2 separate regions of the Homo sapiens genome follow, and region 2 is linked to region 1. A link is an interaction called in ENCODE POLR2A ChIA-PET data of the cell type or tissue named here. Cell type or tissue: PC-9. All regions are shown on one strand. Each heading gives the region's core, and the rest is flanking DNA. Links, peaks and the distances in the headings are about the cores only.

Region 1 (12,764 bases), core at 2,485-10,484:
TCCCAGGCCAGGCAATGCAATATCTGTGTTTTGCAGCAGAAAAATTGCAGCCTCATTAAAAACTTCCAGGTATCCCAAATCACCATCTATTAGGTGATATGAAAGAATAGTTGTTAATTTTGATAGAAATCATCATGATTGGCACATAGTGACTATATAAGAAAATGTCCTTAGTTGTATAGATGCTTAATGAAGTATGTAGGAGTGAAATGACATGCAATCTGGGATTACTTTAAAATATGTTAGCAGTAATGTAAGAAAGAAAAAGAGAGCGATAAGGCAAGTATAGCAAAATCTTGTTACTTTTTGAGTCTCGGTAACAGACAATGTGGTTTCAATATATTGTTTTCTCAACTTTTGTGAGCAATTGAACATTTTCATAATTAAAAAAACTTGGCCTGGCGTGGTGACTCATGCCTGTAATCCCAGCACTTTGGGAGGCTGAGATGGGCAGATCACAAGGTCAGGAGTTCGAGAACAGCCTGGCCAACATGGTGAAACCCTGTCTCTACTAAAAATGCAAAAATTAGCTGGGCATGGCGGCGGGCACCTGTAGTCCCAGCTACTCGGGAGGCTGAGGCAGGAGAATTGCTTGAACCCAGGAGGGATTGCAGTGAGCTGAGATCGCACCACTGCACTCCAGCCTGGGCAACAGAGCAAGACTCTGTCTCAAAAAAACGAAAACAAAAAAAACCTAAAGGCACAGTAAATTGTGTTAGAAGACAAGCCATAGACTGGGAGAAGACATTTAGAACATGTGCAACTGACAAAAGATTCCTATCCAAAATACATAAAGAACTCCTATAACTCAGTAAAAGAAAAAAAAAAGAAAGAAAAGAAAAAAGACCCTCAACCTCATAGAAACTAAGGACAAAGATTACAGTAAGCAATTTCATTCCTAGAAGAAGGGACCCAAATGAGAATGTCCACACTCAGTGGTGATCAAAAAATGCAAATTAGAGGACAAGACAATAATTTATGCCTGTTGGATTAGCAAAAATTAGAAATCTGGCAATATAAGTATTCATGGAGATGTAGAGTAGAATTCATGCACTTAGAAACCAATTTGGTATTATCTGTTAGAAATGTGTATATCCAGGCCAGGTGGGGTAGCTCACACCTGTAATCCTAGCACTTTGGGAGGCCGAGGCAGGCAGGTCACTTGAGCTCAGGAGTTTGAGACCAGCCTGGGCAACAAGGCGAAATGCGGTGGCACATGCCTGTAGTTCCAGCTGCTAGGGAGCCCGAGGCGTGAGGATCACTTGAGCTGGGGGGTTGAGGCTGTAGTGACCCATGATGGCGCCACTGTACTCCAGGCTGGGTGACAGAGTGAGACCCTGGCTCAAAAGAAAGAGAAGAAATGTGGACTCTATACCCCTCAGAAACTCTTGGGCAAGTGTGCACATATGCTTGGAATATACACTTGGCTGTCCATTACAACATTGTTTATAAAAGCTAAAACTAGAAAAAATGGAGAAATATTTCACGACATATTAATGTAATGGCATACTATATAGAAGTTAAAATGAATGTACTTCACATATTCCTGTATATATACACATATATAATTGTGGATGAATTTCTAAAATATATGAATATTGAATAAAAGAAAAGTAAATTTAAAAAGAATATGGACATATATCATGTACATATTTTTTTTTTTTTTGAGACAGGGTCTCACTCTGTTGCCCAGGCTGGAGTGTAGTGGTGTGAACATAGCTCACTGCAGCCTCGACCTCCTGGGCTCAAGCCATCCTCCCACCTCAGGCTCCAGAGTAGTTGGGACCGCAGGTGGATACCCCCACATCTGGCTAATTTTTAATTTTTTTATAGAGACAGGGTCTCGCCATGTTGCCCAGTCTTGTCTCGAACTCCTGGGCTCAAGCAATCTTCCTGCCTTGGCCTGCCAAAGTGCTAGGATTATAGGCGTGAGCCACTGCACCAAGCCCATACCTAATTTACACCTAGCATAATATTTTGGCTCTCTCTATGTCATAAGAGTACAAAAATAATTAGAAGGGTCACAGAGCAATAGAAGGATAGTACATATCTGTAGTGAAGGAGAGAAGGGAATGGAGATGGCCTCAATTGTATCTGTAATGTTTGTTGTTCCTTTAGGAAAAAAATATAAAAAAGAATCTGAAGCAAATATATCAAAAGAATGACATTGGAATATCTGGGTGGTAGGCATGGAGTGTTATATATTATTGTTCTCTGTACTATTCTGCATATGTGAAATATTTTGTAATTAAAAATTTTGTTCTTAATTGAGGTCCTAAAGTTTCTTCTTGCTAAATCTCATCTTTTTTTTTTTTTTTTTCTTTGCAACGGAGTCTTGCTCTGTGGCCCAGGCTGGAGTGCAGTAGCGTGATCTCAGCTCACTGCAACCTCTGCCTCCTGGGTTCAAGTAATTCTTCTGCCTCAGCCTCCCAAGTAGCTGGAATAACAGGCTCATGCCACCACACCTGGCTAATTTTTGTATTTTTGGTAGACATGGGGTTCCACCACATTAGTCAGGGTGGTCTCGAACTCTTGATCTCAGGTGATCTGCCTGCCTCGGCCTCCCAAAGTGCTAGGATTACAGGCATGAGCCACTGCACCTGGCCTGTTCTTTTTTTGTTTTAGAGGTGGGGTTTTGCTATGTTGCTCGGGCTAGAGGGCAATGACTATTCACGGGCGTGATCATTATGCAGTGCAACCTCAAACTTCTGGGCTCACATCATCTTCTCACTTCACCCTCCCTAGTAGCTGGGAACAGCAGGTGTGCACCACCATACCAGGCTAAATCTCATCTTTTTTCATGACTTTAGAACCCCTCGGCTCAAGTTCACCTCTATGAAAATGGTTCCTAAATCTGATTTTCTATCCTTTTTTTCCCAGCATCATTTCTGTATCTCCACCCACTTAATGGCTATGTCTTCTATTTTGTCAAATTTATCATCTAAGTTGATTATCTCTAACACTGCTATCTCAAAACAGCTCTTTTTTTTAATTTTCTGTTTCTTGGCCAGGAGCCACGGCAACATGTCTGTATTCCCAGCACTTTGGGAGGCTGAGGAGGGCAGGCAACTTGAGGCCAGGAGTTTGAGACCAGCCTGGCCAACATGATGAAACCCCATATCTACTAAAAATACAAAAATTAGCCAGGTGTGGTGGCGCATGCCTCTAGCCCCAGCTACTTGGGAGGCTGAGACTGGAGAGGCTGAGGCTCACTTGAGCCCAGGAGGTGCAGGCTGCAGTGAGCAGAGATCACGCCACTGCACTCCAGCCTGGGTGATGGGGCCAGACTCTGTCTCAAGGAAAAAAAAAATTCTATTTCTGTCAATAGCACACTCAATAAATGGTAGTTTTTATTTTCATTAGTCCCTTCAACTTTTGCCTCTTCTCACTGAGTTCACTATATACAGAACTGCCAATTTATCTTCTGGAAATTCTGGTTTTCATTTTTTTCTGAAATGCTGTTGTGTTTTTTTTTTCCCCTGAAATACTGTTTTGCATCAATTATTCCCACGCTTGAAAAACTTTTGGTGGCCCACTGCCAGCATAAGATGGTCCAAAATCCTTAACCATTTGTGTACAACCTCAAAGTCTGGCCCAGCTTTGTTGCCCACTGTCCGCTGTCACTAAAGAGGCAGTCATCACCGCCCCCTCAGGCTGCTTGTTTTCCTGTCTTCTTGCATTTGTTCCATCCCGAGATGCTTTTGCCTTCCCACCCTTCACACTCAGGTCAAATCTCTTCTGCGTGAAACCTTTGCCCAGACCACTGCTGGAAGCATTTCCATGGCACCGTCCATGTGCTGCTGCAGGTGTGGACTACGGCACCTCTCCCTGTAACCTCGCCCTGATTCCTCTCCATTGATAATGAGCTGAAAGATTCAGCAGACCCAGGAAGCAGAGGTGTGACGAATAGACACGGTTACCCATAAAGTATCTCATACATCTGCACACTAAACCCATCTCACCCTTTGCTTTGCTTTGCTTTGCTTTTCTCTTTTCTTTTCTTTTTCCTCCTCTCCTCTCCCATGCCCTCCCCTCCCCTCCCCTCTTCTCCTCTCTTCTCTCCTCTCCTCTCCTTTCCTTTCTCTTTTCCTCTTTTATTTTTTTTTTTTTTTGAGACAGTCTTGCTTTGTCACCCAGGCTGGAGTGCAGTGGCACAAACATGGCTCACTACAGCCTTAACTTCCTGGGCTCAAGAGATCCTCCTGCGTCACCCTCCTGTGTAGCTGGGACCACAGGCGCATGCCACCACACCTGGCTAATTTTTTTATTTTTTGTAGATACTGGGTCTCCCTTTGTTGCCCAGGCTGGTTTCGAACTCCTGGGCTCAATGATCCTCCCGCCTTGGCCTCCCAAAGTGCTGGGAGTACAGGCATGAGCCACCGCATCTAGCCCCTTGCTTTTCTTTCTCCTAATTTTCTTCTGTGATATCAGCTCTAAAGGAGGCTGCCTTACATCAGACTTGGAGAGACATAGGGTGGTGTTCTCTGATTTATGGCAAGAACTTGAGGAAAATGAGATTCCTTTCAGCATAATTTTGATAAATTCTAAGGTGTGCATTTTTCCCACTTTAATATCTCTGAAATCAGGGTGTATCTTACAACCAATGAAGCTTTGTTTCTCTTGATGGAATACAAAAGTAAAAAGTACCACTTATATTGGTGCTATCTTAAATTCGATAAAATAAGGTATATAGGAAAGTATTTAAAATGTATATAAATGCAAATAAACAGCTTTTATTATTTGATGTGAATATTAAATATCAGTGTTAAACATTAGATTTTGAAACATTGTTCTAGGGTGGCATAAGAACATAGTTCCAGGACAACATTCTAGCACATTCCCTTGTAAAATCAGCACTGTGTATATCTCTTCTCTATTCTGCCATATTTTGTAAGACGTTAGAAGTCAGAGACCCAGGGAAAGATACCTCTTGATATTCTCTACAAAAAGAGCAATAAAGAGCAGTCAGGAAGCCCTGCAAGTGAAATAATGAGCAAAACGTTTGTATGAAAAAAGGAACTGGGCCAGGCGCAGTGGCTCACGCCTGTAATTCCAGCACTTTGGGAGGCCGAGCTGGGCAGATCACCTGAGGTCAGGAGTTAAAGACCAACCTGACCAACATGGCAAAACCTCGTCTCTACTAAAAATACAAAAATTCACCAGGCATGATGGCGGGTGCCTATAATCCCAGCTACTTGAGAGGCTGAGGTGGGAGAATCTCTTGAACCCAGAAGGCAGAGGTTGCAGTGAGCCGAGATTGCCCCAGTGCACTCCAGCCTGGGTGACAGAGCAAGACTCCATCTCAAAAAAAAAAAAAAAGAAATTGAAGAAGAAGAAGAAGGAAGTGGCCAGTGGTGCTGGAGGTAATAAGTGGGTAATGAAGGATAGAATCCCTAGGCTTGGGGTCTCAGCCCTGGATAGACTGCTAGCCGTCATCTACCTATGCATGCTTCTCACCATAAGCAGAGAGCTGAACGTTTTGGTTCCCCAGTAGTCACTCCAGGCCTGTGTTGTGACAACAGAGGTTATCTGACAGCTTGGTCAGGAATTCATTGTTTCTTTTATATTTTCATTATATTTTTCCCACCTGCTTCCATATCGCTACCACCAGGGATTTAGGAAGACCAGACTCTCCCTTTGTCCTCTGTCACCTCCTCATACCACTTCTCCCAACCAGTCGTAGGGCCAGGGAGCCCCAACTTATGTCACTGTCACTTACTTGCCACCTTATGCCCCATTTGCCCATTCTCTCCGAATGACTTAGGCAGTAAATTCCCCAGGGCGGTCACAATCTGCGTGATCATGGGAGACCCTGAGTGCAGTATGTTACTCCATAAATAATTCACTGTTCTCATTTTGAAAGCAAGGAGATCTGAGTAACTGGAGAGGGAAGGCAGAGGGGTGATTGAAAACACACACCAGGATAGGTCTTCTCAGACGCTTTGTTACATGGCTTTCTGTACTTGACTGCTTTGGAAGCTGTAAATAGGACTGTGGCCAATGTGGTCCCTGGATGCTGGGGCAGGGGGCCGACTGCAGAGAACTTGTTCCTTCCAGGAAACTGGGTTCTGTCCAAGGCAGAGCCTAGGAGCTGGTGTGACTGCAGTAGTAGGAACGTAGGGATGAGAAGGATGTGAGGATGCAAACACATCCAAGGGCAGGGAGTCACTTTGTGTGTGAAAGCCTTTCTTTGGCATCTCGGATGCATCTGCGTTGCCCTCCTTGGCATCTCCTGGATGAAAGGAGGTCAAGGAATACTATTTTGAGGTGCTTAAAGAGGGACAGGAGGCTGCTGGATATACAAGCCTGCTTGTGGGAGGATGAAGGGAAAAAAGGCCTCATCAAGGCCGTGCTAAACCCAGATGCTGTTCTTTGACCTTCATTCCAGTTGCTGCATCACTCCTGGGTGTTTTGTCTTTGCCAAAACCACATAGGGAGGAAGTTACTAAGACAAAGGGGTGACTGCAGAGCCAATTTCTATTCCTAGCCTGTGGTTGACCCTGGCAAGTAACCTTGAGCAGGTCATTAACCCCTCCCTAGGGTGACTATAATGGATTCCAACCTATGTCAGGAAAGTCCTGTGAAAACTGATAAGTTGAGACTTTTAAGTGCCTTGAGATCTTAGAAGAGATAAACAAACAATATCCCTGTGTTTTGTGAGCATGTTATGGGCTGCCCTTGAAATCTGATTCTCCATGCACTGGCCATGCTCTGTCCTTTGCTTGGTGACCAGGTGTAGAACACACTTAGGAGTAGCAATAAAAACAGCTAACATCTATTAAACTGTTACTGTGTGCTGGGCACTGTAGTTTAACGCTCACAGCAACATTCTAAGGTACAAATGACGAAACAGAGAGGTTAAGTAACTTCCCAAAGTTGCACAGTTGATAAGCCAGAGCCAGTATCTGCACTCCGGGCTCCAGAGTCCAGGCTCTGCTCTTACCCGAGATAAGAAGCAGATAAGCCGGGCGCGTTGGCTCACGCCTGTAATCCCAGCACTTTGGGATCACGAGGTCAGGAGATTGAGACCATCCTGGCTAAAGTGGTGAAACCCTGTCTCTACTAAAAATACAAAAAAAAAAAAAAAAAAAAAAAAAAAAAAAAGCCAGGCGCGGTGGCAGGTGCCTGTACTCCCAGCTACTCGGGAGGCTGAGGCAGGAGAATGGCGCGAACCCAGGAGGCAGAGCTTGCAGTGAGCCGAGATTACGCCACTGCACTCCAGCCTGGGAGACAGAGCAAGACTCCATCTCAAAAAAAGAAAAAAAAAGAAGCAGATAAGAACCATATTTAGGCCCCATGTGGTGGCTCATGCCTGTAATCCCAGTACTTTGGGAGGCTAAGGAGGGCAGATCACCTGAGGTCAGGAGTTCAAGACCAGCCTGACCAACATGGTGAAACCCTCTCTCTACTAAAATACAAAAATTAGCCGGGCATGGTAGTGCGCGCCTGTAATCTCAGCTACTAAGGAGGCTAAAGCAGGAGAATCACTTGAACCTGGGAGGTGGAGGTGGCAGTGAGCCAAAATCATGCCACTGTACTCCAGCCTGGGTGACAGAGCTAGACTCCGTCTCAAAATAAATAAATAAATAAATATTTTAAAAAGCATATTTAATAACTATGTAATTTGTCGTTAGTGAGCACTTGCTATATGTTCTGCACCAAGCTGGGGTGGTATGAGTGACATGGAACTATATAAACAAGCAGAAGACAGACGGGAGTTGGGTGCTAAATTGACGATACCAAAGTTCTTTTGAAAATCTAAGGAAAAGAGATCCACTATGGGCTGGACTTTTGGGGAAAATGTTGGAGAAAGTGAGGCTTGAGCACCCTTTTTTTTTTTTTGCCATCTAAGCAGACTATTTAGACTCTCTGGGACTACAATTCTAGAAAGATGCTAATTTGTATTGCTTATGAGAAAAAGGGCATGGAGGAGGGGCTATTTCATGGTTAAATCTGGAATCTGCTGCATACATTCATAGTCTTGTGCAGATTCACAATGCACTTTGGCTCTTGGAGGCTCTGCAACATTGTGTGATAAAGAAATCTGCTTTTCTTGGCCGGGTGCGGTGGCTCACACCTGTAATCCCAGCACTTTGGAAGGCCAAGGTGGGCAGATCATGAGGTCAGGAGATCGAGACCATCCTGGCTAACACGGTGAAACCCCGCCTCTACTAAAAATACAAAAAAGCAGCAGGGCGTGGTGGCAGGCGCCTGTAGTTCCAGCTACTTGGGAGGCTGAGGCAGGAGACTGGCGTGAACAGGGAGGCGGAGCCTGCAATGAGCCGAGATCGCGCCATTTCACTCCAGCCTGGGTGACAGAGTGAGACTCGCCTCAAAAAAAAAAAAAAAAAAAGGAAAGAAAAGAAATCTGTCTTTTTTTTTTTTTTTTTTTTACTCTGGCTGGAGTACAGTGGAGTGTAGTGGCACAAACATGGCTCACTGCAAGCCTCAAATTGCTGGGCTCAAGTGATCGTCTCATCTCAGCCTCCCAAGTAGCTGGGACCACCTGTGTGTACCGCCATACCTGGCTAGTTTTTTACATTTTTGTAGAGAGAGTCTTACTGTGTTGCCCAGGCTGATCTCCTGGATTCAACTCCTGGGCTCCAGCCACTATCCTGCTTTGGCCTCCCAAAGTGCTGGAAATACAGGCATGAACCACCTCACCTGGCCAGAACATTTTTTTCATAGAACTCGTATCAACATTTTATAGATGAGTGCAGTGTCTCATGTCTGTAATCCCAGCACTTCAGAAGGCTGAGGCAGGAGGATCACTTGAGCCCAGAAGGTCAAGGCCAGCCTGGGCAACATGGTGAAACCCCGTCTCTACAAAAAATACAAAAATTAGCTGGGTGTGGTGGCGAGTGCCTATATTGCCAGCTACTCAAGAAGCTGCGGTTGGAGGATCACTTGAACCCAGAAGATGGAGGTTGCAGTGAGCCAAGATTGTGCCACTGCACTTCAACCTGAGCAACAGAACGAGACCCTGTCTCAAAAAACAAAAATAAAAACAAACAAACAAAAAAAACTGCTGGGTGCAGTGGCTCTCGCCTGTAATCCCAGCACTTTGGGAGGCCAAGGTGGGCGGATCACAGGGTCAGGAGTTCGAGACCAGCCTGGCCAATATGGTGAAACCCCGTCTCTACTAAAAATACAAAAAAATTAGCTGGGTATGGTGGCAGGTGCCTGTAATCCCAGCTATTTCGGGAGGCTGAGGCAAGAGAATCGCTTGAACCCAGGAGGCAGAGGTTGCAGTGAGCTGAGATCGTGCCATTGCACTCTAGCCTGGGCGACAAGAGTGAAACTCTGTCTCAAAAAAAAAAAAAAAAATCATTTTATAGACTTTTATGTTTGGGAAGCACTGGTAGAGGAAAACACCTTACTGGAAAGTAGTTTACAACCCTCAGGCAACTTAAAATCAAGCTCCCTGAACATTCTATGTAACTTTCACTTTTACAGAGTCAACATTCATCACCTATCAGTCTTTTGACATTTGGTTATTTTCCCCATGTGTACCATGTTACTACCCTAGCCAGACTATGAATATCTCACATGCAAATACTTGGCAGCCGCATCTTTTTATCTCTCATGGCTCCTAGCTCACACCTTGTCTAAAAGAAGGTTGATAAATATTTGTTGGTTTAAAAACAGAGACAGAACAGGGGGAAGAAAATGGGGAGGGGAAAAACTCACACTTGAAGTGATAGCAATTATTGGTAGTTTGCAACTGATTACTTCATTGTAAATTGCTGTTCACCAATCAGTACCCTTTGAAAGACTAGTAAGTTGTTTAAAATGCAAAATAATGTTAATTTTTGGCTTGGCTTTAGTTGGAGCTGGATCTGCAGTCAGAAATAGCTGGCTTTGGGGCATGACCTCTAAATTATATCTTCCTTTATTAGCTCAGGGTGCTTTCTGCTGAGCTGGAAGTGCCTGGGGTAGGTCCCTCTGTCAGAGGATTGATGCTTAGACTGAGAATCCGATGAAGACCAAGTACCCCTGGGTCAGCATGACTGCAAAGGCCAACTGAATGGCTGCTTGTGACACCACTGCTTTGGGAAAAACTCACTCAGGGTGGTGGGAGCTTGCAGTTAAAAATACAAGAGACACATTTGGTTTGGTATCAGGGGCTGGTCTCAGATGCAGGCCCCTGTCCAAATATGCCTCCATCCCCTGCTCATCGGACCTAGTGCCCAGGGTTGGAGAGGGCACCATTTGAGAGATTTGTGGCTTTGAGGCTCTAAAAGCCTGACATTCTTAAAGGTTCTTCCCATGCTGACACCCTGACCCATTCCCAGTTTTGAAGCTAACCCAGGCTGGGAGAAGTAATTCATAAATCATTTGAAGCTGACACCTCAGAGGTGTTTTGATGGGAGTGGGACTTTGTCTCTTTTTTCAGGAGGAGGTGAGACAGGAGAGGAGGTAGAGTTCCTGCAAGAGATAAAGATGTCTCTGAACATTCGTAGAGACTTAGGAAAATTCTGGCTCCTGTGGGGAAGAAATTGATCTTGTTTGTTCTTTTCTTTCTTCTTGGTTGAGTTCCCAGTGTGGATCTTGCAGGCGTTTTGTTCTTGGTGTCAGAACCACCCAGGCTTGGTCGTCGCTGGGTCTGGAACCTCCTACAGATTCCACTGTCTCCCTGCCACAGAAGAAAGTCATGATTGCCCCTTGTGCAGACAGCAGGACCTGGGTGTGGGGCTCAGGGAGATTCCTGCAGAGCCCTGCTGGGTGTCTGCTTCCCACCTCCCTTCTTCGGGGTCCCAGTTAATGCCGCTATTCAGAAAAGACTGGAAGGAGGGGTTGGTGAGACTCAAAGCCTTGAAATTGGATCTGTGGTTGTTTTTCTCTAAAACCAAATGTATACCCACCCACTACCCGGCCAGCTGGTGCCCTTTCAGTCAGGGCCTAGTGACCCTGTAAGGAGTTGCTGCCAGTGGTGGAGCTGGCTGGGACATCCAGGCTCCATCCTGTTCGCCTGGCAAGTGTTCGAGAGCCAGTCTCATGTTTAGGCTCCACACGAGCCCTCCATGGGCATGTGGAGCCTGGTCCTCAATTTCCCATTTAACTCCCTCCTGATTGTACAGGCTTTGCACACAGTGGGCCTTCCATAAATGCTGCTGACAGACTGGGGAGGACTTGGGGGCTGGGAGGCTTCCTTTCATTTCCAGTGTTGAGGGGAGAGTATCAGAATCCTCATCTCTATCCTTGATTTCTCCAATGTCTGCCAAGGAGCCAGGGTGAGCACAGCTGTCAGTCTGTTTCTAGCCACGTTGCCAACTATCACACCCATCGGGGCAAAGAAGAACTTCCCTCAGCAGGATGTTTGTGGACAGCAGGTGACTGTCCTGCTCTGGGGCTGGCTTCAGCACCTCTGATCTAGCCACAGGCTCTCTTTCTTGTGGCTTCCCCTGTCATCTGCCCCTCCTGACCATCTGGCCACCCTGACTTCTGCCTGGTGGGAACGCTATCTGGTGGGTGGCAGCCTCTCCCTGCATGGAAGCTCCAGGCCAAGGGGCAGGGGGAGCAGCGGGCTGAATTGTCAGGGTTCAAACAGTTGAGCTAATACCAGTTTGCTCAGGGGTTTCTGGCTGCCTACCCGGGAGCCCAGGGCAAGGGGACCAAGCAATGTGCAATCTGCTCTTAACAGCCCCCATGCTTCCAGAGGCTTTCCTGGTTGAGAAAACACATTTGAATGTAACCTCATCTTGGAGTTCCAGCAGCTTCAACCTTGATGGTGTCTTCCTCGGGATTCCTTCATTCCTGATCCATGTAGAGGCTAACATTTACTGTGATCTTCCCATGTGCCTGACACCGTACCAAGAGCTTTCTGTGCACTATCTCATTTAATCTTCATAGTAACTCTATAAGGGAGCTTCAATTATCATTCTAGTTTCACTGACAAGCTAACTGAGGGCTGGAGAGGTTAAGTAACTTGTCCAGGATTGTATAGCCAGTCTGTGGCAGAGCTAGGAGTCTAACAGAGGCATTATAGTACTGTCTCATGTGCATGAAGACTGCTTTGTCCTGGATTAAAGTGTTTACATTTTACCAAATCTGGATCTTGTATCTATTCATCTAGCAGATGGGTCAGCCAACTATGCCCACAGGCCAAATCTAGCCATGGTATGGTCTGTTTTTTTTTTTTTTTTTCCGAGACAGAGTCTTGCTCTGTCACCAGGCTGGAGTGCAGTTGACACAATCTCAGCTCACTGCAACCTCCGTCTCCTGGGTTCAAGCGATTCTCCTGCCTCAACCTCCCGAGTAGCTGGGACTACAGGCATGCGACCCCATGCCCAGCTAATTTTTATATTTTTAGTAGAGACAGAGTTTCACCATGTCGACCAGGATGGTCTCGATCTCTTGACCTAGTGATCCGCCCACCTCAGCCTCCCAAAGTGCTGAGATTACAGGTGTGAGCCACTGCATCCAGCCTGGCTTTTTTTGGTTTTTGTTTGTTTTAGAATCAGGGTCTCACTTTGTTGACCAGGCTAGAGTACAGTGGTGTGATCATTGCTCACTGCAGCTTAAAATTCCTGTGCTCAAACAATCCTCCCATCTCAGCCTCCCAAGTAGGTGGGACTACAGGCACCAACCACCATGCCCAGCTATACCATAGTTAAAAAAACAAAAAACAAAAAACAAACAAAAAAACACCAGGCGCGGTGGCCCACACTTGTAATCTCAGCACTTTGGGAGGCCGAGGTGGGCGGATCACGAGGTCAGGAGATCGAGACCATACTGGCTAACACGGTGAAATGCCGTCTCTA
Region 2 (12,764 bases), core at 3,204-11,203, 170 kb after region 1:
TGAATACACCACAATTTATTCATCGTCTTGTCGATGGATACCTGGGCTGTTTCCAGTTTTGAGCAATACCTAACATTGAAATTGACTTGTCAGAGGGTAGGTGTTTGTTTAATTCTGTAAGAAACTGCCAAGTTTTTTCCTTTTTTTTTTTTTTTTTTTTTTTTGACACAGACTTGCTCTATTGCCAGGCTGGAGTGCAGTGGCACGACCTCGGCTCACTGCAACCTCCGCCTCCCATGTTCAGGCGATTCTGCCTCAGCCTCCTGAGTAGCTGGGACTACAGGCATGCGCCACCAAGCCCAGCTAATTTTTGTATTTTTAGTCGAGACGGCGTTTCACCGTGTTGGCCAGGCTGGTCTCAATCTCCTGACTTCGTGATCCGTCCACCTTGGCCTCCCAAAGTGTTGGGATTACAGGCGTGAGCCACTATGCCCGGCCCCAACTTTTCTTTCAAAGTTTGTTGAACCATTTTATACTCTCACCATTGCTGTGTGGGAGTTAGGGTTAAACCATGTTTTAGCCATCCTGCTGGTTATGTAGTGGCATCTTATTGTGATTTTAACTGGCGTTTCCCTGATGATTAATGATTTAACACAAATTTACTGAGCATTTATATATCATGTTTTGTGACATCTGTTCAACTTATTTGCCCAATGTTTTATTGGTTGTTGGAGTTTCAGAAATGTTGGATTCATGTCAGATTTATGTTTCGTAGATTTTTTTCTTCATCTGTGCCTTGCCTATGTATGCATTCTCTCCCTTTTCCCCTCCTCCCTCTCTTTCTTCCTGTAACAGCTTTATTGAGAAAAAATTTATATACTCTATGCATTTTCTTAAAAGTGTCTTTTTATGGGAGAAAATTTTAATTTGCCTTTTTTCCCTGTAATTATTGAGAAGAGCTTTTGCCTTCCTGTGATGATTTTTCTCCTAGGTTTCCTTCTCCAAGTTTATGGGTCTAGCTTTTAGGTTTAAATCGATATATCTTGAATAATTTTTTTGTATGGTGTGAGGTATGCATTGAGATTTTTTTTCTGCATGCATATCCAGTTGTTCCAGCACCACTTATTGAAAAGATTATCTTTTCTCCACTGACGTCTTTTTAAAAAATTAGTTGTCTTTATATGTGTTGATTTCTGGACTCTGTCCTGTTTCATTGATATATTTGTCTATTTTTGAGGCCACTACCATACCCTCTTAATTGCTGTAGCTTTGTAATCTTGAAATCAGATACTATTAGTCTTCTATCATTATTCTTTTTTTGTTGTTGTTTTGGATATTCTGTGCTCTTTGAATTTCCATATGAATATTATAATTAGTTTGTCAATTTCTACAAAAATGGCTTGATGGGATTTTCATTGTGATTGCATTTAACTTGTAGATTAATTTAGGAGAGACTTGACATCTTAACAATATTGAGGCTTCCAATCCATGAACATTGTATATGTTTAAGTTTTTTAAAATTTCTCTTACCAGTGTTTTTTAGTTTTCAGCATAAAGATTTTACGCATGATATTATGAAGATTTTCTTTTTTGGGTGCTATTGCAAATGCAGTTTTTAAAACTTTATTTTTCTGGTTTGTTGTTGCTACTATATAAAAAATGCAACTGATTTTTTAAATTAAACTTGAATCCTGTGACCTTGCTAAATTCACTTACTAATTTGCTGCTTTGTAGATTCCTTAGGATTTTCCATAAGCAGCAATTCGTCATCTGCAAGTAGAGGCTATTTTCCCTTTCTGTCCTTTCTTTTTTTTCCTTTTCTTTCTTTGCCTTAGTGCAAAGGCTAGGACCACCAATACAATGTTGAATAGAAGTGGTTAATCCTTGCCTTCTACCTGACCTTAGGGGGAAGGAGTTCAGTATTTCAAAATTAAGTATGATGTTCTAGATATTTTAATATATGATCTTTATCACATTAGGGGAAATCACTTCTCTTCCTACTTTTCTGAGAGTTTTTGTCAAGACAGATGTTGCATTTTATCCCTGCTTTTTCTGTCCCCCAGCCAACCCCACCCCCACCTCTTTTTTTTTTGAGATGGTCAGCCTCCTGAGTAGCTGGGTCTACAGGCACGTGCCACCACGCCTGGCTACTTTTTGTATTTTTAGTAGAGACAGGGTTTCACCATGTTGGCCAGGCTGGTCTCGAACTCCTGCCCTCAAGTGGTTCGCCTGCCTTGGCTTCTCACAGTGCTGGGATAACGGGTGAGCCACCATGCTCGGCCTTTTTCTGCCTCTTTTGCATTACGTTGTTCTTCTCCTTTATTCTGTTACGGTGAATTACCTTGATTTTCAGATGTTAAACCAATCTTGCATTCCTGGAATAAACCCTACTTTGTCATGATGTGTTAGTATTTTAATATTGCCAACTTTGATACTATTTTGTTAAGAAATTTTGTGTATTATTTAAGGATAATATGATTTTCTTTATTTGTAATATCTTTGTGTGGCTTTCATGTTGGGATCACGCTGGTCTCATGAATCAAGCTGGAAATGTTTTCTTCTTTATTTTTTTGAGAGTTTATATAATATCAGGGCTGTTTTTTCCTGAGCTATTTGACACAATTCACTAGTGAAACCATGTGCCTGGAGTTTTGTTTGTGAGGAGCTTCATATATCAATTTCTTTCTTCCTTTTCCCTCTACTTTTCCCTTTTCCTTCCCCCTCCTCTCCCCTCTTTTCTTCCCCCTCCTTCTCCTCTTTTTCTTCCTTTTTTTTTTTTTTTTTGAGCTTGTCTCCCAGGCTGGAGTGCAGTGGTGCAACCTCGGCTCACTGCAGCCTCCGCCTTCCGGGTTCAAACGATTCTTATGCCTCAGCCTTGAGTTCCTTGGCTCAGCTGATCCTCCAGCCTCATCTTCCCAAGTAGCTGGGACTACGGGTGCACGCAGCCATGCCTGGCCAATTTTTAAAATTTTTTATAGAGTTAAGAGTCTGACCTTGTTGCCCAGGCTGGTCTCAAGCTCCTGGGCTCAAACAGTTCTTCCACCTTGGCCTCCCAAAATGCTGAGATTACAGGCGTGAGCCGCCATGCCCATTCTTTTCTAACTTAAGAACGAAGCTCAAGTCTTTGCTTTTAGGCCTTTCTTTTCTCATATATGCATTCACAACTATAAATTTCCCATTCGTCACTGCTTTAGCTGCATCTCATGATTTTTTTCTTATTTATTTATTATTATTTTTTACACAGGGTCTCACTCTGTCTCCTAGGCTGGAGTGCAGTGGTACAGACATGCTTCACTGCAGCCTCAGCCTCCTGGGCTCAAGCAATTCTCCCACCTCAGCTTTCTGGGTAGCTGGGACTACAGGTGCACACCACCACGCCCGGCTAATTTTGTATTTTTTTAGTAGAGACAGGATTTCTCCATGTTGGTCAGGTTGGTCTCGAACTCCCGACCTCAGGTGATCCACCTGCCTCGGCCTCCCAAAGTGCTGGGATTATAGGCATGAGCCACTGCACCTGGGCAATTTATTCAATTTTTTTTTATGGCCCAGCATATCATCTATCTTGGTGATTATAGATGTACTTGAAAAGAATGTGTATTCTGCAGTTATTATGTATAGTGTCTTTAAAATATCAAATGAGTCAAAGTGGTTAATAACCTTCATTTATTCTATGTGCTTGCAAATTTTTTTGTGTACTTCTGTTGTCTAGTTTTATCAGTTTAAGGGGGTGTTAAAATTTACAACTAATACTGTGAAAATGTCTTTTTCTCTTTCTCTGTTTTTTTTTTTTTTTTTTTTTTTTTTTTTTTTGAGACAGGGTATCACTCCGTCGCCCAGATGGGAGTGCAGTGGCATGAGCTCAGCTTGCTGCAACCTCTGCCTCTCAGGCTCAAGCGATTCTCCTGCTTCAGCCTCCTGAGTAGCTGGGATTATAGGCACACGCCACTACTGCCTGGCTAATTTTTGTATTTTTAGTAGAGATATGGTTTCACCATGTTGGCCAGGATGGTCTTGAACTCCTGACCTCAAATGATCCACCTGCCTCAGCCTCTCAAAGTGCTGAGATTTTTCCCTTTAATTCTGTCAGTTTTTGCTTTATGTATTTAGAGATGGTGATTAGGTGGCTGTACATTCAGGATTGTTACTTGTTTCTGATGAATTGACCATTTTATAATTTTGAAAAATTCCTCTGCTTAAAAGTCTACTTTATCTGATACTAATGTGTCAATTCTGATATTACTATATGGGTACTGTTTTCATGACATATAATATTTTATTTACTTTGTTCCTTTTTTTATGTTACTTTGAAGATCTTGTTGCTTACCAATGTTTATTTACTTTGAACCTACCTGCTTTCTGTATATTTAAAGTGCATCTCTGTGGGCAGCATGTAATTGATTCTTTATTATCTAATGTCTGCCTTTTAATGAGAGTGTTTAGTCATTAACATTTCATGTAATTATGGAGAGGTTGGACTTCAGTCTACCATTTTAATATTTGTATTCTGTTTGTCCCTTCTGTTTTCAGTCCTTTGTTATTCCTTTTCTGCCTTTTTGGGGGATAAATTGAATACCTTTAGAATTCTATTTTAATTTTTCTACTGACTTTTTTGCTATACCTCTTTGCATTTTCTCTCTCCTGTTAGTTATTGCTTTCACTTTTACCATTTACTTAGAGTTAATGTTGTAGCACTTTGCATAAAATGTAGAAACCTTGCAACTCTCTAGGTTTGTTCCCCCCAGTTTGTTTTGCTGTATTTGTCTGATATATCCTATCTGCATAATTTGAAACTTCTTAAGATAACGTTACAAGTTTTACCTTAAAAGAACACAGTCCAATTTATATTTATCCTGTATTTACCTTTTTTGTTTTTGAAACAGAGTCTTGCTCTGTCGCCCAGGCTTGTGTGCAGTGGCACAATCTTGGCTCACTGCAACCTCCATCTCCCGGGTTCAAGCAGTGCTTGTGTCTTAGCCTCCCAAATAGCTGGGATTACAGGTGTGCACCACCACACCTGGCTAATTTTTGTATTTTTAGTGGAGATGGCGTTTCACCATGTTTGCCAGGCTGGTCTTGAACCCCTGGCCTCAAGTGATCTGCCTGCCTTGGCCTCCCAAAGTGCTGGGATTACAGGTGCGAGCCACTGTGCCCGGCCTACATTTACCATTTTTGATGCTCTTCATTTCTTTTCTTTCTTTCTTTTCTTTTTTTTTTTTTGAGATGGAGGTTTGCTCTTGTTGCCCAGGCTGGAGTGCAGTGGTGCAATCTGGGCTCACTGCAACCTCCACCTCCCAGGTACAAGTGATTCTCCTGACTTAGCCTCCCAGGTAGCTCAGATTACAGGCATGCGCCACCATGCCTGGCTAACTTTTTTTGTATTTAGTAGAGACAGGGTTTCACCATGTTAGGCTGGTCATGAACTCCTGACCTCAGGTGATCCACCCGCCTCTGCTTCCCAAAATGCTGGGATTACAGGCATGTGCCACTGCGCCCAGCCTAATGCTCTTCATTTCTTACAGACTATTTGAGTGTCTGGTACCATTTTCTTTCAACTTGAATAATTCTCTCTCTCTTTTTTTTTTTTTTTTTTTTGATACAGGGTCTTCCTCTGTCGCCCAGTCTGGAGTGCAATGGCGCGATCTTGGCTCACTGCAACTCCACCTCCTGGTTCAAGCAATTCTCCCACCTCAGCCTCCTGAGTAGCTGGGATTACAGGCACCCGCCATCATGCCTGGCTAGTTTTTGTATTTTTGTAGAGATGAGGTTTCACCATGTTGGCCAGGCTAGTCTTGAACTTCTGACCTCAGGTGATCTGCTCGCCTCAGCCTCCCAAAGTGCTGAGATTACAGGTGTGAGCCACCTCGCCTGGCCTCTTTTTTCTTAAAATATCTTTATTTGCCTTCATTTTTAAAGAATATTTTCCCTGGATATGGAATTCTAGATTGGCAGCTTTGTATTTGAGCTCTTTAAAGATGTTGTTTTATTGTCTCTGTTCTCTTTTGTTTCTGCAGTACAATATGAAGATGTCTGTGGTCATCCAATTTATTGTTCTTCTTTATGTAAAGTTTCATTTTTCTCTAGCCATTTCAAGTATCTTCGTCTTCAACTGTGATATACCTACTTGTGGTTGTTTTTAGATTGAATATGCTTTGCTCTTTTTTGCGGAGAGTGGGGAGTTGTCCCAGACTCTTACACATATTAATATGTTAGCCCCAATGATACTGTCCCACAGATCTGTATAACTTGGTTGGACTCAAAACAGCAAATTCTGTCTTTTAGGCAGTGGGTCATATTTTGGTTCAGCTCTTTTAGTTACTTGGAAACTGCCCTACACATGAGTAGATCAGGGATCATCCAGAGATTTAGGCAGAGTTTATATACAGAATTTGGGGTTCCTTCCTGCCCACTGGCTCATTTTCCTCCCAGGAATTTCCTCTCATTTTGCAGCAGCTATGGATTGCCCTGAACTCTATCCTTTTATCTTTAAGCTAGAAAGTCTGTGGGGGTTTCTGTTGGAGTTTTAGCTCTCCCATGTAGCACAGACCAGGACCAGTTGTCAGGCTAAAAGCTGTAAACATCAGAGAACTCTCCCCGTATTATTCCTTTCTTAAAAGAGTTGACTCCCTTCTTCTCATTCTCCAGTGCCTTCCTGCATTAGTCCGTTCTTTTCACTGCTATAAATAAATACCTGAGCTTGGGTAATGTATAAAGAACAGAAGTTTAATTGGCTTACGGTTCCATAGGCTTTACAAGAATCATGATGCTGGCTTCCGGGGAGGCCTCAGGAAACTTACAGTCATGGCGGAAGGCAAAGGGGGAGCTGGCACTTCCTGTGGCTGGAGCAGGAGCAAGAGAGAGAGAGGGGGGGAAGACAACCAGATCTCATGAGAACTTACTATCAAAGGAATAGCACCAAGGGGATGTTGCTAAACCATTCAGAAAGGACGACCCTCATTATCCTGTCACCTTGCACCAGGCCCCACCCCCAACATTGGGGATTACAGTGACATGACATTTGGGCAGGGACACAGATCCAAACCATACATTTCATATAGTTGTTCTATAAATTTTATCCAGAGATGAGGATTGCTTGAGCTCAGGAGTTAGAGACCAGCCTTGGCAAGATAGGGAGATCCCATCTCTACCAAAAATTAAAAAAAAAAAAAAAAATTAGCTGGGTGTGGTGGTGCGTGCCTGTGGTTTGTCCCAGCTACTTGGGAGGCTGAGGTAGGAGGATTGCTTGGGCCTGGGAGGTAGAGGATGCAGTGAGCACCACTGCACTCCAGCCTGGGTGACGGAGTGAAACCCTGTCTCAGAAAAAAATTCTTTTTAATTTTAATCCAGAGTTTATAGTTTTATCTATGGGAGGGTCATTTGGAAAGTTGGCCATTACTTGGCCAGAAGCAGAACCCTCCCTGCTTACATTTTGAGAAAAATAGATTGAGATTCTATAGTATTCTGCTTTAGTTTTTCTTTCTTGATCTCATATGGTACTTGTCTTTTGCTGACACTATTCATTCATTGAAATTAATAACCTTGCAAAATAAAAATATAAGAAGTCAGTGTGGCTCACCCTCCACCCTCCACTCCCACTCCATCTTTCATCCCGTTTTTATTTCCACGTCTGTCTAACTTGGCTCTGCCTGGTGCCTTTATAGCTAAAATTAGCCACACTTGATATTTTTAACTCTACGGTGCTTGGAAAGTATTTTGAGAGGCTTTGCCATATAACTTCATGAAAATAATGTGAGGAAAAGAAGAACTACAGGAAACAGGTGAAATAATCTATTCAGTTACTGAGAAAAGTTTCTTATTAATGGGAGAATTTATTAAGATAGGGAAGTATGTGTTGCCAAGTGAAGTGTTTTCCCACATTTTTCTTTTTTTTCTGTGACCATTTCTAGATGTCTGTACTTTTTGTGAACTCTCATGCTGTGAATGACGGTTTAGGTTTGCTGGTGCACTGGGAATTGATCTTTGAAAATTACAAGTCCAGTTAAAAAAAGATGGGTGGCCAGACGAAGAATCTGAGCCCTGTGTGCCTATATGTGTGCTAAAAGTCACGGAGCTTATGAAATCTGAGGTAATCTTGGCTTTTTTTTTTTTTTTTTTTGGTTTTTTTCTTGAGACAGAGTCTCGCCCTGTTGCCCAGGCTGGAGTACAGTGATGCGATCTCGGCTCACTGCAACTTCCACCCTCCCAGGCTTCAGCCTCCCAAGTAGCTGGGATTACGGCACGAGACACCATGGCTGGCTAATTTTTGTATTTTTAATAGAGACAGGGTTTCACCATGTTGGCCAGGCTGTTCTCGAAGTCCTGATCTCAAATGATCCACCCACCTTGGCCTCCCAAAGTGCTGGGATTACAGGCGTGAATTGCACCCGGCCCAATCTTAAGTAGTTTAAGGTCTTGGGGTCAGGCACGAGGGAGTGAAGGGGTAGTGTGTTACTTATAGCCACACAATAAATTACACAAAGTTTTAGTGGCTTAAAACGTCACGTATTTATTACACAGTTTCTGAGGGTCAGGATTCTGGGTTTGGCTTAGGTGGTTCCTCTAGCTCAGGGTCTTTCATAAATGCAGTCAAAATGTTGGCCAGGGCTGCAGTCTCAACTGAAGTCATCACGGGGGGAGGAGGATCTGCTTCTAAGCTCATTCACATTAATGGATTGGATTTAGTTGCATGCCAGCTGTTAGACTGAGGGCCTCATTTTATTCCTGATAATTGTCTCGTGTGGGCCTCTCCATAAGGTGGTGGCAAGCTAGATGGAAGCCAGAGTCACTTCGTAAATTAACCTTGGAAGTGACATTCCATATATATATATATGTATTTTTTTTCCCATATTCTGTTCAGTAGAGGTAAGTCTCTGGGCATGAATACTAGGAGGTGTGGAGATTATTAATAGCTATTTTTTTGTTGTTGATGAGTTGAGGGTGTGGGGAAGAAGAAGAAGGTATAATAAATTTTTATTTCTTACAGTGTATACTTAGAGTAGGAACCAGAATCACACAGTAGGGTGAGAAATTTTAAAAGCAAAGTTTACCACTAGGAAGCTATGTGATGTCTTACATAGGAAGAACAGCAAAGCATCTCAAATAAAGGAACATAACAAAACTTTAAACATTGAAAGGTTCTTTTTCTGTAGTTTTAGGTTGAAGTTTTATCTTAATTTTCTAGTCAATATTTTTCTACACTGACTTGGATGAAAATATTTATAACTGAAAATATATTATTTCTTTTTACCTATTCTTTTTGAAAGATGTAAAGACATATTCTTCTAATTGGCTAATAGATTTCAAAGTTCATGTGCGTCCTGTAATGTGCTAAACTCATACATTGTGTAGTAACAAAGTTGGAGTAGTTTAAATAAAATAATGGAACGATAGCTGCTATTCTATTCTTCATGTTTCTGTGTGCATGTCTGTGTGAATCTCTATCTGTATCTATAGTTTGATGTCTAAAATGTTTCCCACAGATTTTGTCTTTCATGTAATTCTTTGAAGAAAGTTGAGATTCTATTTGAAGGAAACTTTCCCTGGAGTATTAATTTTATGAATAAGTTTCTTCCTACTGCCTTAAAAAAATCTGATATTCTAGACATGTTTTTGTTATAGGTTAACATTGTATCTTCAGTAATGAAACCTTTAAAATAAACCTTGGTTATTTCTAAAAAGAACATAAATTTCAGCAAATAAATTCTTTCCTCTTAGCTTCAAATTAAATATAACATGAAGTATAATGTGGAAATAATAGAAAATATGTGAAGAGGTAATTTTGTGGAACTAATATAGTTTATAGTCAGAATCTTTCTTTTTTTAGTAGAGTGGTTGCAAGTCCAGACCTGGAAGCAGACTGGCTGCTTTAAGTCCCATTTCTGCCTCTCCCTACAGTATGTCTTTAGTCAAGTTAATTCACTTCTTGTGTCTCCATTTCCTATCTGTAAAATGGGGATATTAACGGTACCTACCACATAAGGTTGTTGAAGAAATAAGCGAATTAATAAAGGCAAAGCACATAGAACCATATATGGCACTTAGTAAGTACTATATACATATCCTTATTTTTTACTATTATTAGTAGTATTATTAGTATCAACACTGGCTCAGTAACTGCTTATGTCACTTAATTGTCTCTGGGATTTAGGTCTTTCATAACATAAACCAAGAGATTTGGATTCTTTATAACTGACTAACTGGGGAGCTGTTAGTCTCTATTAGATAGTAATTCACTGATAAGATTTTTCCTCATTGATAGGATTTTTTGTGCCTACAGTTAAACAATACTCTGAAATATTTATAGACAGTTGTAGAGTGCATTCTTCTGAAACTGTTGGTTTTAATTTTTCCAAGTAACGTTTGCTTTATCTTTGTTAATTAGTCTTTCATATTACAAGAAAGAGCATTGCTTGAATTTTTTCTGTGCTGCTTAGCAGCAGGCTGTCTTTGTCATTATGTGGCCAGCTAGAGTTGCACACACAGAGCAGGTTCCCACCCTAGATAATCTCAGTCTTACTAGTTTGTTAATATTTCTTTCTTTTCTTCCTTTTTTAAGAGAGAGTGTCTCGCTCTGTCGCCCAAGCTGGAATGCAGTGGCTCAGTAATAGCTCACTGTAACCTTGCACTCCTGGGCTGAAGTGGTCCTTCTACCTCAGCCTCCCAAGTAGGTGGGACTACAGGTGCACACCATTGTGCCTGGCTAATTTATTTTATTTTTCATATCTTGTGGAGACAGAGTCTCACTTTGTTTTGTCCAGGCTGATCTCTAACTCCTGGGCTCAAGTGATCTTCCTGCCTTGGCTTCTCAGAGTGCTGGGATTGCAGGTTAGAGCCACTGTATCCAGCCTGTTAATGTTTCTTTTTATTTTTTTCGGTCTCCAGAGCTTTTGTAAGTTTTACAAGTTTCTCTGTCTCTCTTATGGTTCTAAGAATATGGAAATTGTGCATTCTAATTGTCTTTATTATTCTCTGTCTCCAGGTATGTTGCAGATAGGGACAGGTTCTTTTTACCGCCTGAGTCACATTTATTGAATTTTGCAGATTCTATACTTAAGTAAGAGGAATTCATGATTGAAGTCAAATAGTACCATAAGAATTATTGAGAAAAGATTACTCCCTAAAAAGATTACTCCCTATTGAAAAAAAGATTACTCCTAAGCACACATGACTACATGTGGTAGGTACATTCTCTAAAGTACTTTTTCTACATACTATTGTATTTAACCTTTAACGTTTTCCCCTATTTTAAGAGATTTTTTCATCCTGCAGAATGACCCAATAGATTTGCTGAAATGTTTTCTTTTAAATCATGCCATCTTGCTTTTGATGGTCATTTAGACTGACCATTTTCTTTGGTGAATCTGGATCAGTTATACTAGACTGCATTTGTACTTTGCACATGAATATAGGTGTTGTAGGACAAAGAGTTTAATAGTGCCATATTGATGTTTTTACCTTTTATTTATTATTCTATTTCTCAGAAAGATGAATGAAACATAAGTGTGGTCTTTAGAGGAAGTTTTGCCTTTCTGCATATTTGGTGCTGCTGCATTCCAGATGGTTTTCTTGCCTTGCAGAAAATAACTTTGTAGGCTGCCGTTATTTGCATCTGCTGTTTGTCAGTGGCATTCACAGTGTTTTTGTTGTATTCCTCAATCTCTCAGCCATTGTGGCAGAACCGAATTGTAACTAGCAAGCAAATTTTTTCTCCTGATTCTTAGCAAGATTTTTTCTTTCTTTTTTTAATGGAATGGCAAAGGAGATAAGTTTCTAATTTGGTCTACTGGTGATAGTGGTTAGTTAGTTGAAATCAAGTTTGGTATCCTTAAAAATGACATATAACTTTAAATATTTATTTTTCATTTATTTTTGGAAGCTTAAACAGATTTTTAAGTTTTTTAAAAAGTTTTTTGAGATGGGGTCTTAACTCTGTCACCCAGGTTGGAGTGCAGTGGCACAATCTTGGCCCAAGGCTCCAGTAATCCTCCCACCTCAGCCTCCTGAATAGCTGGGACTACACGTGCCTGCCACCCTGCCCAGCTAAGTTTTGCACTTTTTGTAGAGGTGGGGTTTTGTTATGTTGCCCAGGCTGGTCTTGAACTCCTGGGCTCCAGCAATCCACCTGCCTCAGCCTCCCAAAGTGCTGGGATTACAGGTGTGAGCCACTGTGCCTGGCCCAGAAATTTACTTTCTCACAGCTCTGAAAAGTCTGAGCTTGATGTGCTGGCAGGGCTGGTGCTGGTTTCCTCTGAGGCCTGTCTCCTTGGCTTGCAGATGGCCGCCCTCTTGCTGCCTCTTCATATGGATGTTCCTCTGTGTGCTTGCTCCTATGGTGCCTCTCACTCTTTAAATACTCTAGTCTCTGTTATATGTGTTAATTCTCTAGTCTTTTGCTGTAAAGCTTTTTCTTTAGTGTTAGTCTGGTGATGAGAACTCTATATTGTTTTTCTTCCTAAAGCATGCCCCAGCAGATAATGACGTTTCAGCTTTGGTTTCTTTGAAGTGGAGAGAGAACTTAGACATATGCAAAGCATTCTGAATACAGAATTCTGTTAGACTTGTATGATCTTTTTAGTGACCTACCTTGATAAAGACTTTTCAAAACATTTAACTTAATTTTTATAGTATTTCTGTATACTCACATATCAATTTATATAATATTTAGATTGCAGACTTACAAGTACAATTATAATGAATACATTTGGTCACAGACAGCTGATTCTTTTTGTTTTTTGGGTTTTTTTTTTTTTTTTTGAGACAGAGTCTCACTCTGTCATGCAGGCTGGAGTGCAGTGACATGATCATGACTCACTGTGGCCTCGAACTCC

The links. ChIA-PET counts read pairs that join two places held together with the same protein. Peaks named below come from ENCODE experiments on the same cell type or tissue, not always from the same donor. Only the 100,000 strongest peaks of a DNase experiment are listed, where the experiment ranks them.
Region 2: POLR2A ChIA-PET joins it to region 1 with 15 read pairs; 10 of 35 experiments call an interaction of 5 or more read pairs at or near these places.

What each region holds. Positions count from the first base shown.
Region 1 is chr1:225,749,192-225,761,955 of GRCh38, reverse strand. No RefSeq gene overlaps it. Among named protein-coding and RNA genes, the nearest start is that of SRP9, 22 kb to the left of the region's middle. RefSeq lists an enhancer at 10,968-11,467. In PC-9, for the core only: no CTCF peak of the experiment used is centred there; a DNase peak (open chromatin) is centred at 6,515; H3K27ac peaks cover 1,329 bases.
Region 2 is chr1:225,576,202-225,588,965 of GRCh38, reverse strand. All of the region lies in intron 1 of ENAH (ENAH actin regulator), which reads left to right. Among named protein-coding and RNA genes, the nearest start is that of ENAH, 71 kb to the left of the region's middle. In PC-9, for the core only: no CTCF peak of the experiment used is centred there; a DNase peak (open chromatin) is centred at 10,175; H3K27ac peaks cover 684 bases.